Regions from separate parts of the Homo sapiens genome. Here all the other regions are linked to region 3. A link is a contact called in ENCODE Hi-C or POLR2A ChIA-PET data. All regions are on one chromosome and are shown on one strand. Each heading gives the region's core, a stretch centred on a gene start or an enhancer-like site at or near the end of the contact. The rest is flanking DNA. Distances are from core to core; before and after follow the strand shown.

Region 1 (4,616 bases), core at 318-2,817, 4.9 Mb before region 3:
CAGATTTTTGACTTACTAATTTGTGGGACCCTAGGCAACTACTAGAATGTCTTGAAGACTTAATTTCCTGCAGCACTACCTCATAGAGTTGCTTTAAAAAAGTATTACTAGCTTACAGACGGTACTGTTATAAGTGCTTCAAATATATAAATCCTCATAAAGATTCTGAGGTAGGTATTATTAGCTTCATTTCATGTCAGAGCAAACTGAGGCATAAAGAAGTCATATAGCTTGTTAACGGTTGTATAGCTAGTGTCTGGCAAAACCAGGAATCTTAACTTCCAGAGTCTGTGGTTTAACCACTGTTCACACTGTCTATAATAGCATATAGTAATATAAGATTAGAACTAAATAGGGTGCATTCCACTGCAAAGTTCTTTCTCACCTTCTTCTACTCCATTATTTGTTGACTATTTACTGATCCCCATGTTGTCTTGCAACTGTGATAGATAATAGAGAACAAGGGTGAACACAGCATATCTGGTTCTTGCCCTCCTGGAGGTTCTGGCCATTAAGCAAATAACAATTCCTCCCAAGGTTCTCAGGCTTCCCTGTTTTCTCCTATTTCTCTATCTGTCCAGCAGTACTCCAGCCAACCAATCTAAGACTGACCGGCGTGAGCAGAGAACAGAGTCTCCAGGAGGTCTGTGGCCAGGGCCAGGCGATTTATGGGAAAGAGGCAGACATTTTCCTGGGTTAGTGACCTTGTTTTCTCTCCGAACCTCCGCTTAAAATGGCGGGATTTGTACCAAGGTTCTTTCCCGCACCAACCTTCCATTATTCACCCTTCTCCCCACCCCCAAGGCCCGTCGGGCCTATCCCTGACCCGCGTTCCTGCACTTGAGGTGCATTTCCGCACCTGGATCCCCAGATACTGTTTTTCCCCCACGTTGAGTCTCCCGAATTTCACGAGAACTCTCTCTCGCGGTCTCTGCCCCGCCCCTCGCACCCAGGCCCCGCGCCCGCTGTGGGCTGCCGCCCGGGACCGAAGCTCTCAGAGCCCGCAGCTCTGGTTCACCAACCGCTGGGTGGGAGCCAGGCCCGGCCTTTGAGTGGCGGCCGGGGTGGTCTGCGCTCGGCCCCAGGAAAAATCTGGCACGGGCCAATCGCAGGGAGGCGAAGGGCAGCTCCGGAGGTCCTGGCCAGAAGCATTGGTCACCCAGGCCAAGCAGGCGTCGGGGCGTGGGCACAAGCAGAGCTCGCGGCCCTGACCGCGGCCATTGTGCTTGGCTGCCTCTCCTCAAGGCCGTGGTGGGCAGGGCAGCAACGGGAGAAGCGCCGAGAGCGCCACTGCAACGACTTTCCCCTACCCTCAGCTACTGTGCTTTCATGTAGTGAAAGAAACAGGGAAAAGGTTTGGGTTCCTTCTGCGGCTTATGAAGACGACAAAAAACGAAAAGAGTGGGGGCGGGAGGCAGAAGCCGCGAGCCTCTGCGCGCGCCCGGTCACGTGGGCCGCAGGGATCGCATGGCGGCGGCCTGCGCGCCCCCGCGTCCCCGCCGGCCAAGCCGACCGGGCGCGCGCGCCGACGGGGCGGGCGCATGCGCAAGGGGGCGCGCCGCCTCTGCCCCGCGGCGAGGGTGTCTATGGAGAGGCGGCGGCCGCGGCTGCTGAGGCGGAGGCTGAGGCAGTGGCGATGGCGCCCTTTCCTGAAGAAGTGGACGTCTTCACCGCCCCACACTGGCGGATGAAGCAGCTGGTGGGGCTCTACTGCGACAAGGTAACGGAGCGCTGAGCCTCCCGCTGTGGGCGGTGCGGGCGGCGATGGGGAGCGGGCTGGGTTCTTGGGGCGGCCTGGCCTGCGCCGCGCCCGCAGCCCCGTGCCGTCGCCGCGCGAGTAGCCGCCTGCGCAGCTGTCAGCGCCGCCCGCTCCCGCAGCCTGCCCGCCCGCTGCGAGGCCTTCGCAGAGCCGGCCTGGCCGCCGCCTCGGACGTGCTCTCGGGGCGGGCGGCGTCCCCTGCCGAGGGCCTGGCGGCTGAGGAGGGGCGCTACCGGCGTCACTGGCCGCCCTCGGGCCGGCCCCACCGCCGCGCTGGGACTCCCGCTGCTGCCTCTAAGGAGAGCGGCCCTACCTCCTCGAAGCCCTGGGTGCCCCGGCCGGCCACCTGCGGTGGACTCCCATCTGCACCGAGTAGTTGTTCCCGTCCCCCGTCACTCCCCCGGGCCTGTTCGGGGCTCTCCGTGCAGACACCCACCCATCCTCTGCACCTCTCGCTGGCTTCCTGGCTGGAACTGCAGCGTCTCCCAGCTACCCGGTTCCTTTTACCCCCGGCTTTCTTCACTGGTTTGATTTGGGAGAAAAGCCAAGTTTAGAACTGAAGAACCTTCACTCTTCATGTGTCGTTATCGTTTTCCTTGCAACTTTTATTGCCCTGAACACTTACTGGATGTAGATTTTGTTATAAGACAGCAATTCTCTCTTGGATTTCTTTATATGAGCTCGAATAAAGGGGGCCTCAGGAAAAGTTGGTTTAACTGTGAGAACCATTTTGGGCCCATAATTGGTGCAGCATAAGCTGAAGAGGCACTTTTGTGGAGATGGTTCAGGGCCCTTTGCTAGTGATTTTAAAACAATATTAACATTCCACGTATTTGTCAGTTTATGTTGGGGAAAGTCATGGATATCTGCAAACCTCAGGCAGTCCCGTTTCTTGTGGAAATGATCCAACTAAATAAAGCATTCAAATGACTACTGTTTAAGCATAGAAATCAACTTTTAGGAATTCTCAGAAATTGCATAGCATTATGCAGAACCATTGTCTACAGAAAAGAGGGGTGTTTCATAGCTCAGCCAGGCGATTGGAGGATGCCCAGGGTATTCACTGTTAGGCCACACTCAAGACCAGCAATTTAAAGCAGTGACGTTGAATTTCAAATCTTAGCACTCCATCTTCTCCCTCCCTCCATTCTGAAAATTTAGAAACACCCAGTTCACATGAGTTGGAAACACCAGGACTGTCTAGGACAATGGTTTGCAACCTTGGTTGCTTATTAGCCTTAAACTAAAAACTATTAGAAGTCCTGATGTCTAGGTCACTAAAATTAGGATTTCACCCAGACATCAGGTATAAATGATTAAAGCTCTCCATTTGAGTGCAGTATGCAGCTGAGGGTGAGAACCACTCATCTAGGAGAAGCATGAGGAATGGTTAAGCCATTAAGCAAGAGGGTATATCCCTGAATTTTTTACTTAGCAGTATTATAGTGTTTTTATCCTCTCTGGCTTTTGAATATCGTTCATTCAGACACCATTCTTTAATAGCAGGAAAGAAAAAAAAAATGGTCTCAAAAATCGAAAGTGGAAGTGAAGACTAACAGAATCCAAGGTTTTCTCTCCACTTTAGACTGTGGAGAGGTAGCCTAGGATCACCTGAAATTATATGGAAAATTTTGTGCGTGTGTCCATTTTCCTAGGGTGTTTGTAGCTTTCATCGATTTCCAGATGATTGTGACCTCCCAAAATAAAGAATCACAATTTAATTTACTTGCAGACTAAGGCTAAGCAGCCTTATTTTAAAATTTTCAAGAAGTTAGTCGCTCTTTTTCTGTCTCTTCCTGGTGGTTGAGAGTATTTGAACAAATTTTGAAAATGCAGTTGCTTTTTTACAAGATATCTGAGCCAAGAGTCTTTTCAGTAATGTTCCCACTTGCATAACTAGTTTAATAAAGCATTTTCAATTTGACATGGTGTAAGTCAAAATTATTACTAATTCTGAATTAATTAGATATAGTTAATGAGATTGTTGTATACGTTTATCACGAAGATTAAAAGTCCAATTTTCTGAACTGAAACTGAGGCGATTTAGGGAAAAAAAAATGCATAGGAATTTTACATCTGGATTTCTTCTTGATACTGATAGCCAATGGAAATCTCTCTTAGGATGTCCTTTGGGAGCTAGAGTGGAAAATAAGTATTTTGTAATGGTTCAGTAATCTTAAAGGAATTAAAGGAAGAGTACCTTGTTTGTTTTTATCCATTTATCATCTCACGTTTTGCCATCCTTTGGTTGTATAGACCAAGGATATCCAACCAAACAGTTTACAATAAAACTATATAAAATGAGAACTAGTTTTTATGCTCAGACTAAAAAGGTACAAAATAGTTATTTCACTGTACAAATTTGGGCTCTGAATGCCCAGTTATTATCAAGAAGTCAGTTACTATTTTCAATATTGAACTTCTCAAGTAGAATGTATTTTAGAAGCATCCATTTATTTACTAGCATCAAGTAAACCACTTATATGCTTAAGCCAGTTAGTATAATGTATTCCAAAGTTATGTTAGTCTACTTATTTTTTAGGTATAAAGGTGAATAGGATGAGAAAATAAATTTTCAAAAGCTGACAGATGTATGTCTTAGACCATTTTAAATATTGCTGTACAATACCCGATTTAATACTTTGCCCATGGATTTCTTTTTACATCTGTAAAAAGTTTTATGGAAAGGTTTTTCACCTTTGTTATCCAGACAACAGTGCTTTGAGTTATGTAAAGACAAGGTATTTCTGTTTTATAGCTGGGGACTTAGAGGCCTAGATTAGCTAGGCCAAGGTTACATAAGCAGCTAGTGGTAGATTCAGATGGAAACCCAAGTCATTGTTAGGATTCCTAGTTT
Region 2 (4,419 bases), core at 697-3,196, 3.4 Mb before region 3:
TTCCTTTCCATCATGGAAATCTATCCTCAAGGAGATCACTTCTCAGTGTGCCATCTGCTATTCTACTACCCCTCAGGGATTGTTCGGGCCTCCTCCCTTTCCTACACATCAGCTCTGGGATTTGCCCCTGCCCAGGACTGGCAAATTGACTTTACTCACATGCCTCGAGTCAGAAAACTAAAATATCTCTTAGTCTGGGTAGATACTTTCACTGGATGGGTAGAGGCCTTTCCTACAGGGTCTGAGAAGGCCACCACAGTCATTTCTTCCCTTCTGTCAGACATATTTCCTCAGTTTAGCCTTTCCACCTCTATACAGTCTGATAACAGACCAGCCTTTATTAGTCAAATCAGCCAAGCAGTTTTTCAGGCTCTTAGTATTCAGTGAAACCTTTATATCTCTTACAGTCCTCAGTCTTCAGGAAAAGTAGAACAGACTAATGGTCTCTTAAAAACACACCTCACCAAGGTCAGCCACCAACTTAAAAAGGACTGGACAATACTTTTACCACTTTCCCTTCTCAGAATTCAGGCCTGTCCTCGGAATGCTACAAGGTACAGCCCATTTGAGCTCCTGTATAGATGCTCCTTTTTATTAGGCCCCAGTCTCATTCCAGACACCAGACCAACTTAGACTGTGCCCCAAAAAATTTGTCATCCCTACTATCTTCTGTCCAGTCATACTCCTATTCACCGTTCTCAACTACTCATACATGCCCTGCTCTTGTTTACACTGCCGGTTTACACTGTTTCTCCAAGCCATCACAGCTGATATCTCCTGGTGCTATCCCCAAACTGCCACTCTAAACTCTTGAAGTAAATAATCTTTGCTGGCAGGACTACGCTGAATCTCCTTAGGCACTCTCTAATCAGATGTCCTGGGTCCTCCAATTCTTAGACCTTTTATACCTGTTTTTCTCCTTCTCTTATTCCATTTTTTAGTTTTTCAATTCATACAAAACCGTATCCAGGCCATCACCAATAATTCTACACGGCAAATGTTTCTTCTAACAATCCCACAATATCACCCCTCACCACAAAATCTTCCTTCAGCTTAATCTCTCCCACTCTAGGTTCCCACGCCACCCCTAACCCCGCTCAAAGCAGCCCTGAGAAACATCGCCCATTCTCTCTCTCCATACCATCCCCCCAAAATTTTCGCCACCCCCCACACTTCAACACTATTTTGTTTTATTTTTCTTATTAATATAAGAAGGCAGGAATGTCAGGCCTCTGAGCCCAAGCCAAGCCATCGCATCCCCTGTGACTTGCACGTATATGCCCAGATGGCCTGAAGTAACTGAAGAATCACAAAAGAAGTGAAATTGCCCTGCCCCGCCTTAACTGATGACATTCCACCACAAAAGAAGTGTAAATGGCCGGTCCTTGCCTTAAGTGATGACATTACCTTGTCAAAGTCTTTTTCCTGGCTCATCCTGACTCAAAAAGCTCCCCCACTGAGCACCTTGTGACCCCCTACTCCTGCCCACCAGAGAACAAACCCCTTTTGACTGTAATTTTCCTTTACCTGCCCAAATCTTATAAAACGGCCCCACCCCTATCTCCCTTCGCTGACTGTCTTTTCGGATTCAGCCCACCTGCACCCAGGTGAAATAAACAGCTTTATTGCTCACACAAAGCCTGTTTGGTGGTCTCTTCACATGGACGCCCCTGAAACATTTATCTCATCATTTGTTACCGAGCAACAATTCAAAACAACAATGCAGTGTCTGAAAGGAATAATTCATGGGGCTTTAAAACAATGAGAGAAGAAAAAAGGAGAATACAGTACATAGAATACAAGATGTATTGTTCTGAGGCAAGTCTTGGATATCATCTATTTCTACATTAGGTGTGTCTCAAGAGTCCAAAGCTTCTTGCTAATCTGATGACTCCCCACAACATCCTGGTATTATCATTCCATTTTTTTGAAACCTGAGCAAACTGAACCACAGAAAAATTGAGTGAATTGAGAAGGTCACGTGGAAGTCAAGCCCAGAATAGAACTGATGTCTGCTGGTTTCCCATCCAGTCATGACCCTTCCCAATACACATTATTTGAAGCAGTCTGGTCAGCAGTGGCTAACGGCTTTAATATTTTTGAACCATTAATTTTTTTTTTCTGAGTAACATTCCTGGCAAGCTTGCTTATTTTCCAGGGTGAGAGATATGTCTGAAAATAAAGTTAATGGACAATGTTGATTGTCACCCTAAAAAAAATAGCCTTAAAGCAGTGAATGGATTTTAACTTAAAATGTGGATTTTTAGGTTGCATTTAAATTTATATAAATGTCATACTAATATCGTGCATCTTGAAAAATAGAAAGGTTGAATGAAAAATATTGAATATCAAGGTAAGAGTTTTTGAAAAGGTTACAAAACCTGGATTCAGAATAACAGCAAGGCCTTTGGCAATGAGCTTGAATTCTTGCCAGGAAATGTAGTTCATCTTGGCATCCTGCCCTGACCTCACAATCCTGGGCATTGGCTTATATCTCGTGCTTCAGCCAACTCATTTCCTCCAGCCGAATCGATGACTTTCTAATAGCTGAGCATCCTGCTCTGAATCACTTGCAAACCACTAAGATACACTTTCTCTGTTTATTTTCTGACTTGAGACAGAGAACAGCAAGGTCAGTTGATTCTTTCAATGATTGCTCTTAAAATAAAAACTTTCACTGCAGTCGTTTGAACTTTTGAAAACCAATGTCCAATAATACAGCCATTTCAGCAAATTCAGTTGCTCATGATTTCATAGTTTTTCTATAGCTTTATCATCTCTATCTCTATGTATATCAATACATATATTAATGCATCAGTAATTAGTTAATGGGTATGTACTTTTATGTCTGTCAACCATAGTGCCTTATGCCACATAAATACTCAATGGATGCTAAAAAAAAAAAATGCATATAAAGGTAATAAATTGTTCTTTTGCAATTAGAGAGTTATTTTCATGCCAGCTGGAATGTTCATATTAAAATCAGAATAATCATGTATTTATCATTTGATGGGAAGAAGAAAAGTTTCACTAATTGGAAAGGAGCTTGTCTGAAAGCTGTGGAAGACAACATTGAATGGGCTTGTTAGGCACAGAACATAATCTTGATGTTGTAAGAGAATACGAGCAAAAGAATGGAGAGAAAACAAGTCACCATGTGAAAGTTTTAGTGTAAAATTGCAGTAGGAAATAAATTCACTGCTCACAATCTTCTTGATAGCCAACATTTTCATAAGCTTTTCCACCGTCATCGTCAACGTCATCACCATCTTACGACTATAGGTCAAAGAAAACTAGCCAAACTGGCAATCAACAAGTCAGGAAATTGGAACATCAATGTTATTATCAGTTAGCATTAGTAGGATTTCGTAGTTGATGTGTGTTTAAGACCACTTTTACATCAACTGAGACAAGACTGCTTACCTTCTCAGGATTTTAAATATCATAAAGTATGTGGCAAATAATCTGCCTTTGGGCACTTTATTTTCAGATTTACTTAGTCATCATGTACTTTGTGTGAATGTGATGAATTCGAAGACATGAACGAAAGGCTAGATTAAACTGCTGACTAACCATGAAGAAAATGGTCAAAGTATGTAGTAAAACCAGTTTATCTCTCTATTTTAAAGCCATGTTATCTTTAACTTAGTTGCTGTTGGAAAAACAAGATGCTTTTTTCAGATGCCAGTCCCTGTAAAACAGTGACTGGAATAACCTGAGATTTTTTTTTTTTTTTTTTCAAACTCTAAATTCTGTCTCAAATGTTAGTTGCTAGTTGTGAAGGAAATCATTAAAGGCCAATTATCATTAAAACAGTCTCTGAAATTAGATATCTGATGAAGGGAGAATTGTTCTCTCTTCTCTTAAAGGCCAATGCTTGGACAGGCATTTTCTCTGGTTAGAAAATCCCATTTGTGTTCAGTTACTTTTCAATTTCTGCCTGTTTCTTAGGAAAACAGTGAAAGACAATTTCAAAAAAAAGAATCCGTGGAGAAGAGAAGGCAATAAGATTGATAAAATTGATAAGCTCTTAACATCGGGGTGAATCTATAGACTCTTGATGGCTACTGTAAAAGGAAATTCCATTTAAATTTGGGAAAGGGTATGAAGCATTTTTCTTTTACCATTTTTTTAAATGGGGCACAATTTACATATAATAAAAAGCAGATTTTATGTGCATTTTGATGAGCTTTAACAAATGCATAATAAATTTGTGCATCCAAACCCTCAAGTAACAGAATATTTTCGTCATCCTATAGAGGTCCCTTCTAGTACCTCATTCTGGTCAATTCTCTAGGGTCATGCCCTAGAGACGATTACTGCTCCAATATCTGTCGTCATAATTGTTTAATAAATAATAACAATCTGTCATCATAATTGTTTTACCTATTCTAGAACTTCATATAAATGGAATCATAC
Region 3 (4,781 bases), core at 2,080-4,579:
AATGACTTGTCCACAGTCCCACACATGATGAAGCTTAAGCTGTACTAACCTCACATACTCCTCTCCTATCTTGGGATTTATTTACTTTTCCAACTCCGAATTCCATATCTGATTAGGAGGGCAGCCACCATGACAGAAAGAACCCAATTTTGCATCTTAGCCCTCCAAACAAAACTACATTTTACTCCTAAAGAAAACAGGACTTCCTTTAGGCTTAGGTTGCTACGTTGAACTCTGCAGGCTAGAGAGTTTTTCCAACAAATGAGCCTAACTCAACTTTCACCTTAGAAATCAGAAATAAGAGTAATCCATTCTTCACATTAAACATACAGCATATAAGCCACAAACAGAGTGTCAGAGAATTTCTTCTTGACAACATCTTGTATTCATCAGTTGGAATTCATTTAGCAGAAAAGACCCCTTCTGTCCCTATGAGCCACCACTTCTAGCCCTGCTATGACTAAAGCCGATTCCTGTTGACACAGCTCATTTTTGTTTTCTTATCTGTATAGTAGATAGATTCCTACCACATAAACACCTCATGCATGTTATGTCAGGTATAACTGGCAAAAACATTGTTTTCTTATACTAGTTTGAAAGGAAACTAGATCAGCTGTAGACAGCTTTGAAAAATTGAGTGCTTATTAAATTTAACAGCAGCAACAAAAATTTTGTTGTCCATCTTTTCATGAAGGGAGTAGAGAGGGAAACTAGCTAATTCAATATGAATATGATAGAACACTGCTTAGGACTTTCCAAAGAATTGAATGGGAAGGGTATGAAGCATTAAAAAGCAATGAGACAAGAGAGCAACCTGGGCCTGGCATCCTCACGTCCCTCCTCCTCTTAGCTTTGTCTCCATAATCTACCTATGTCTCCAATTGATTATGTATTTATCCCTCTAATTATCTTTCTATTTACATGTATGTGTCATTTACCATCCATATCAATTTTTAAAATGTGTATGTAGGTATCTGCTCATTTGACTCTCTGTTCTTATGACTCTCTGTTCTTATTTTAAAATTTTCTTTATTTTACAGGCATACATTGGGCACTTATTGTTATTAGTCAGTCCCTCTATTAGTAGGGATATGATAGTCAATAATGTAAACACCTGGCCTCCATTAGCTTACAGTTAAATGGAGACAGACTGACAAGTGACCCTAATAACACTTCAGTGGGATGAACTCTTTCACGCAGTCAGCACATGGTGCTGTGGGGACATGAAGGAGTGATGTCTGAAGGATACTTGGTGGATGGATAGGAATTAAACAGTCAAGGAAGGGAGGAGGAACAGAATGCAGAGAGAATAGGGTGCATCATGATGTGCAGAAGTAAAAGGAAAGTCAAAATCTGATTAATCTGAAAAGTTGTCTGTATTAGTCCATTTTCATACTGCTATAAAGTCTATTTTCACACTGGGTAATTTATGAAGAAAAGAGATTTAATAGTTCCACAGGCTTACCATAGTTCCACAGGCTTATCAGGAAGCATAACTGAGAAGCCTCAGGAAGATTACAATCACGGCAGAAGGTGAAGGGGAAGCAAACACATCTCCCATGGTGGAGCAGGAGAGAGAGCAAGGGGGGATGTGCCACACTTTTAAACTAGCTCATGAGAACTCACTCACTATCATGATAACAGCATGGGGGAAATCCACCCCCTTGATCCAATCACCTCCCACCAGGTCCCTCCCCTGGCATGTGGGGATTACAATTCGACCTGAGATTTGTGTGGGAACACAAAACCACACCGTATCAGTGTGTGTAGGACCAAGTTAAATTTTTGCTTCATCTCACTATGGGCTTGCTTCTCAACAAGAGACATAAATGTAATGTAACTGGAACTCCACCCAGAGCACCTACAATCCAAACATAAACATGCAGTGTGGTTTAATTCACATTCCCGGAAATAGGAGAATGCTGATGTCATGCAAAACATTCAAACATCAACACAGACTTGAGTATATTGTCAGGTTATATGATAAACACAAACCCGGGAGGTTGTTTGGCAATATGTGGAAAACAAATTACTGTTAACAGAGCCAACTGGTGGAAAAAGGCAAAAATAAACAAACAAACAAACAAAAAATAGATACCAGGAAACAAAGCAGGAAAGTCAGCCCAGCACTAGTATTGTATTATGTATTCCTTATTACTGCTTGGAGAATTTGTGTTTTCATGTAATATATTGCTATCCCAGGTGAAAACAACTGAGAATGTCAGTTGTTATCCAAGTAGGATTAAGAATCTGGTTTCTACACTGAAGTGTCGATCTAGCACGTTTTTCTCTTTGGATTCGGTCTTCTAAACACAGCCTATTAAAAGATGATTTAATTGGCATTTTGTTAGAAGGTTAATGAAAACTTACCAAAAATAGCTTGTGAAGGAAGTAGATAGGAACACAAAGGAAAAATACATTCTAATAGCACAAATTATTTTCTTTCGTTCAGGCTTCTTTTCGGAGGCAGTTTTAAAAATACTGGGTCAATAACTTAGCCTTTGGCAGTCTTGCCTCTCCAGTGGCCTCCATTATTGCTTGAGGGTTCTCTCTAACTCCTGCTCCATTCTTCTGCTTACATATTGTTGGCTAAAAGGCTTTTTTATTCACCCAACAAATCCTATTGATGGTGCGTTGCATATTTATCCTTGCCACACACAACTGCGGTTTGATTCTTTTCTGTTTGCCACTTTCCCAAGAAATTACATTTTCATGTGCATCCTTTGAGAACTGTTTATAAATCCTACTTCTGAGAGGTTTTGCTACAGTTGACTTTTATTCTTTTCCCAAACACAAAGCTCCTCATTGTCTATCCTGTGCAGAGAAACAAAGGTAAAATATACATGTAGTGCTCACCTCCAAAGAATTCATTGTCTGGTGGGAAAATGAGATAAATAGAAAATTATAATAAAATCAGATATGTGAAATGTTAATGATACAGAGTCAAAGATAAAGAAAAAGTAACACAGGCTGAGAGAAGGGCGAGGGGGAGTTCTCAATTCACAATTCACACTACCCAAAACACAGATGGTTTTATGTCATGAAAAGGAATCAATCCTGTGAGTTAACTCAACTTACCTAATGAACTCCCCATTCAACTCCCCATTTGAATACTATCTTTGCATTGTAATTGTATACTTACTTTTATCTTGAAGCCACCAAGAAGCCATTAAAAATTTAAAATAAGAGTCTACTTATTTTGACTTCCACCTCTTTCTCTAGCTGGATTTCTCTTCCTGCTCTACCTTGGATTCTTCTATTCACATGAGCCTTGCTCCTTCACTAAACCGCAAACCCGCACTTCTCTCTCTGAAGCAAGTGGAGCAAGTAAGGAGGCTACCAAAGTCTGACTCACAGAGAACAAGAGGTCAGCACACATCATAATCACCATCATTGTCACCGTAGCAACCATCACGTTGGTTGAGCATTTAGTAAAGATGTGTAGTGGGTGGTATGTGCATTTCACCAATATCCTTAAGAAAGCTTTATGTCACCTCTATTAAGTTGGAATTATTCTCTTTGTTTTGTAGATGATGAATTAGGTGCTCAGAGAGTTCCTGACACTTGCCAAGGTCGTTCGGCTGGGCAATACCTGAACCATTTGGACATAGGCTGGGGACGTGGGCCAGATGCTGTATTAATCAAAACTGGAGCTCACAAGATTTGCCTGATAGTGAACCTAGGACTGTCATTTTGGAACTGCTTAAATCCCACTTTTCTGTTTCAATTCCAAAAGCCCTGGCTATGAGAATGAGGGAGAGGCCAAGAGCACAGAGCAGGCAAAGCTGGCAAGACAACCGCAGGTTCTCCCCCTGCCACTGGAGGGGCTCTTCTGCCCTTGCTGCTCACCAGTCTCTACTCTCATCTTGTTGAATCGGCTGCTCAGTCTCCTGTGGCACAGCCATATGTATTCAAACTCATGTAGGCACAAAGGGCCTGGTGGGGATTGAAACTCAGGTCTCTGAAGTGGCATAATGTGTGCCCCTTTGCTCTGCTAAGGTTACAGGTAATGTATTAGCTGCAAGTTCTGAGTGTCAATTCAGCTTTTTTCTGGCTACCCAACCTTCTGCCAGGTGCTGGACAATTGCTCTCATGATGGTCCAGTACTGCTCTAAGCCTGAGTCTCCTTCCTGTCCCCTGTGCTCCAAGATTGATAACTAGATTGCTGCCCCAACCCTTGGATTCAAGCCTCTTTTAATAACCCATTACTCCCATGATCCCCAATCTTTCAAAGACTGAGCCCCCAACTTTCCTTCTTGGCTATCCTTCTATCCTCAAATAGAAGCTTCCGCAAAAGCCAAACATGTAGCTTGAGCCCAGCTCCTTGATGAAAGAGCTGAGGCTGCTAACTTGCCACCCACTAATTTCTAAGCCTGTCCTCCCTCATGTTCTTGTTATTCTGTCTTTCCTGTCTGCCAAGCCTTATTTTATAATCTCACATTTCACCCTGATGCTAATAAATAGGACAAAGACCAGGAACCCCATAACTGGCAGAATAAGATCTCAACTGTTTAACATAGAGAAGGTGTGCTCATGATGACATAGACCCCAGCAACCTCTTCAGCCTCACTCTTCCCGTCACAGGCTATGCCGACCTGAAATGACCCTGGCCCACAAAACAGCTTGAATTTTCATGGATGCACCATGCTGTTCATACCACTGCCCATTTTTATTTATTGAGATTTTTTTAAAGCATTATCGAGGCCTAATTTGTATACAATAAACTGCCCATATTTAATGTATACAATGTGATGATTTTGGACATACCTGTGAAGCCATCA

What was found. Hi-C counts contacts between places; a loop is a spot of excess contacts on that map. ChIA-PET counts read pairs that join two places held with the same protein, here RNA polymerase II (POLR2A). Pooled maps may share reads with other maps.
Region 1: a map with no recorded cell type shows a loop between it and region 3 (2.4-fold over the local background). The contact joins the promoter of FBXL5 here to the promoter of LINC02498 in region 3. A Hi-C loop is called at or near these places in 1 of 37 single-sample maps with no recorded cell type and 2 of 50 pooled maps. POLR2A ChIA-PET finds 5 or more read pairs at or near these places in 1 of 52 experiments (activated T-cell).
Region 2: a map with no recorded cell type shows a loop between it and region 3 (4-fold over the local background). The contact joins the enhancer-like site here to the promoter of LINC02498 in region 3. A Hi-C loop is called at or near these places in 2 of 37 single-sample maps with no recorded cell type and 2 of 50 pooled maps.

Annotation. Positions count from the first base shown.
Region 1 is chr4:15,652,308-15,656,923 of GRCh38, reverse strand. It overlaps FBXL5 (F-box and leucine rich repeat protein 5), which reads left to right and starts at 1,567. Exons shown (of 11, transcript NM_012161.4): 1 at 1,567-1,720. The coding sequence starts at 1,637. It also overlaps a transcript of FAM200B not described here. RefSeq lists an enhancer at 1,043-1,162 and silencers at 1,463-1,572, 1,497-1,674, 1,813-1,882, 1,913-2,132.
Region 2 is chr4:14,167,203-14,171,621 of GRCh38, reverse strand. The region is part of intron 1 of LOC124900670 (a long non-coding RNA gene); the gene reads right to left. Among named protein-coding and RNA genes, the nearest start is that of LINC01085, 57 kb to the right of the region's middle. RefSeq lists an enhancer at 926-1,497. Within about 2 kb of position 1,946, at least 4 of the 41 ENCODE cell types and tissues checked have a DNase peak (open chromatin) inside an H3K27ac peak, as active enhancers do.
Region 3 is chr4:10,736,139-10,740,919 of GRCh38, reverse strand. LINC02498 (long intergenic non-protein coding RNA 2498) reads right to left here and starts at 3,329. Exons shown (of 4, transcript XR_925377.3): 1 at 3,143-3,329; 2 at 2,371-2,814.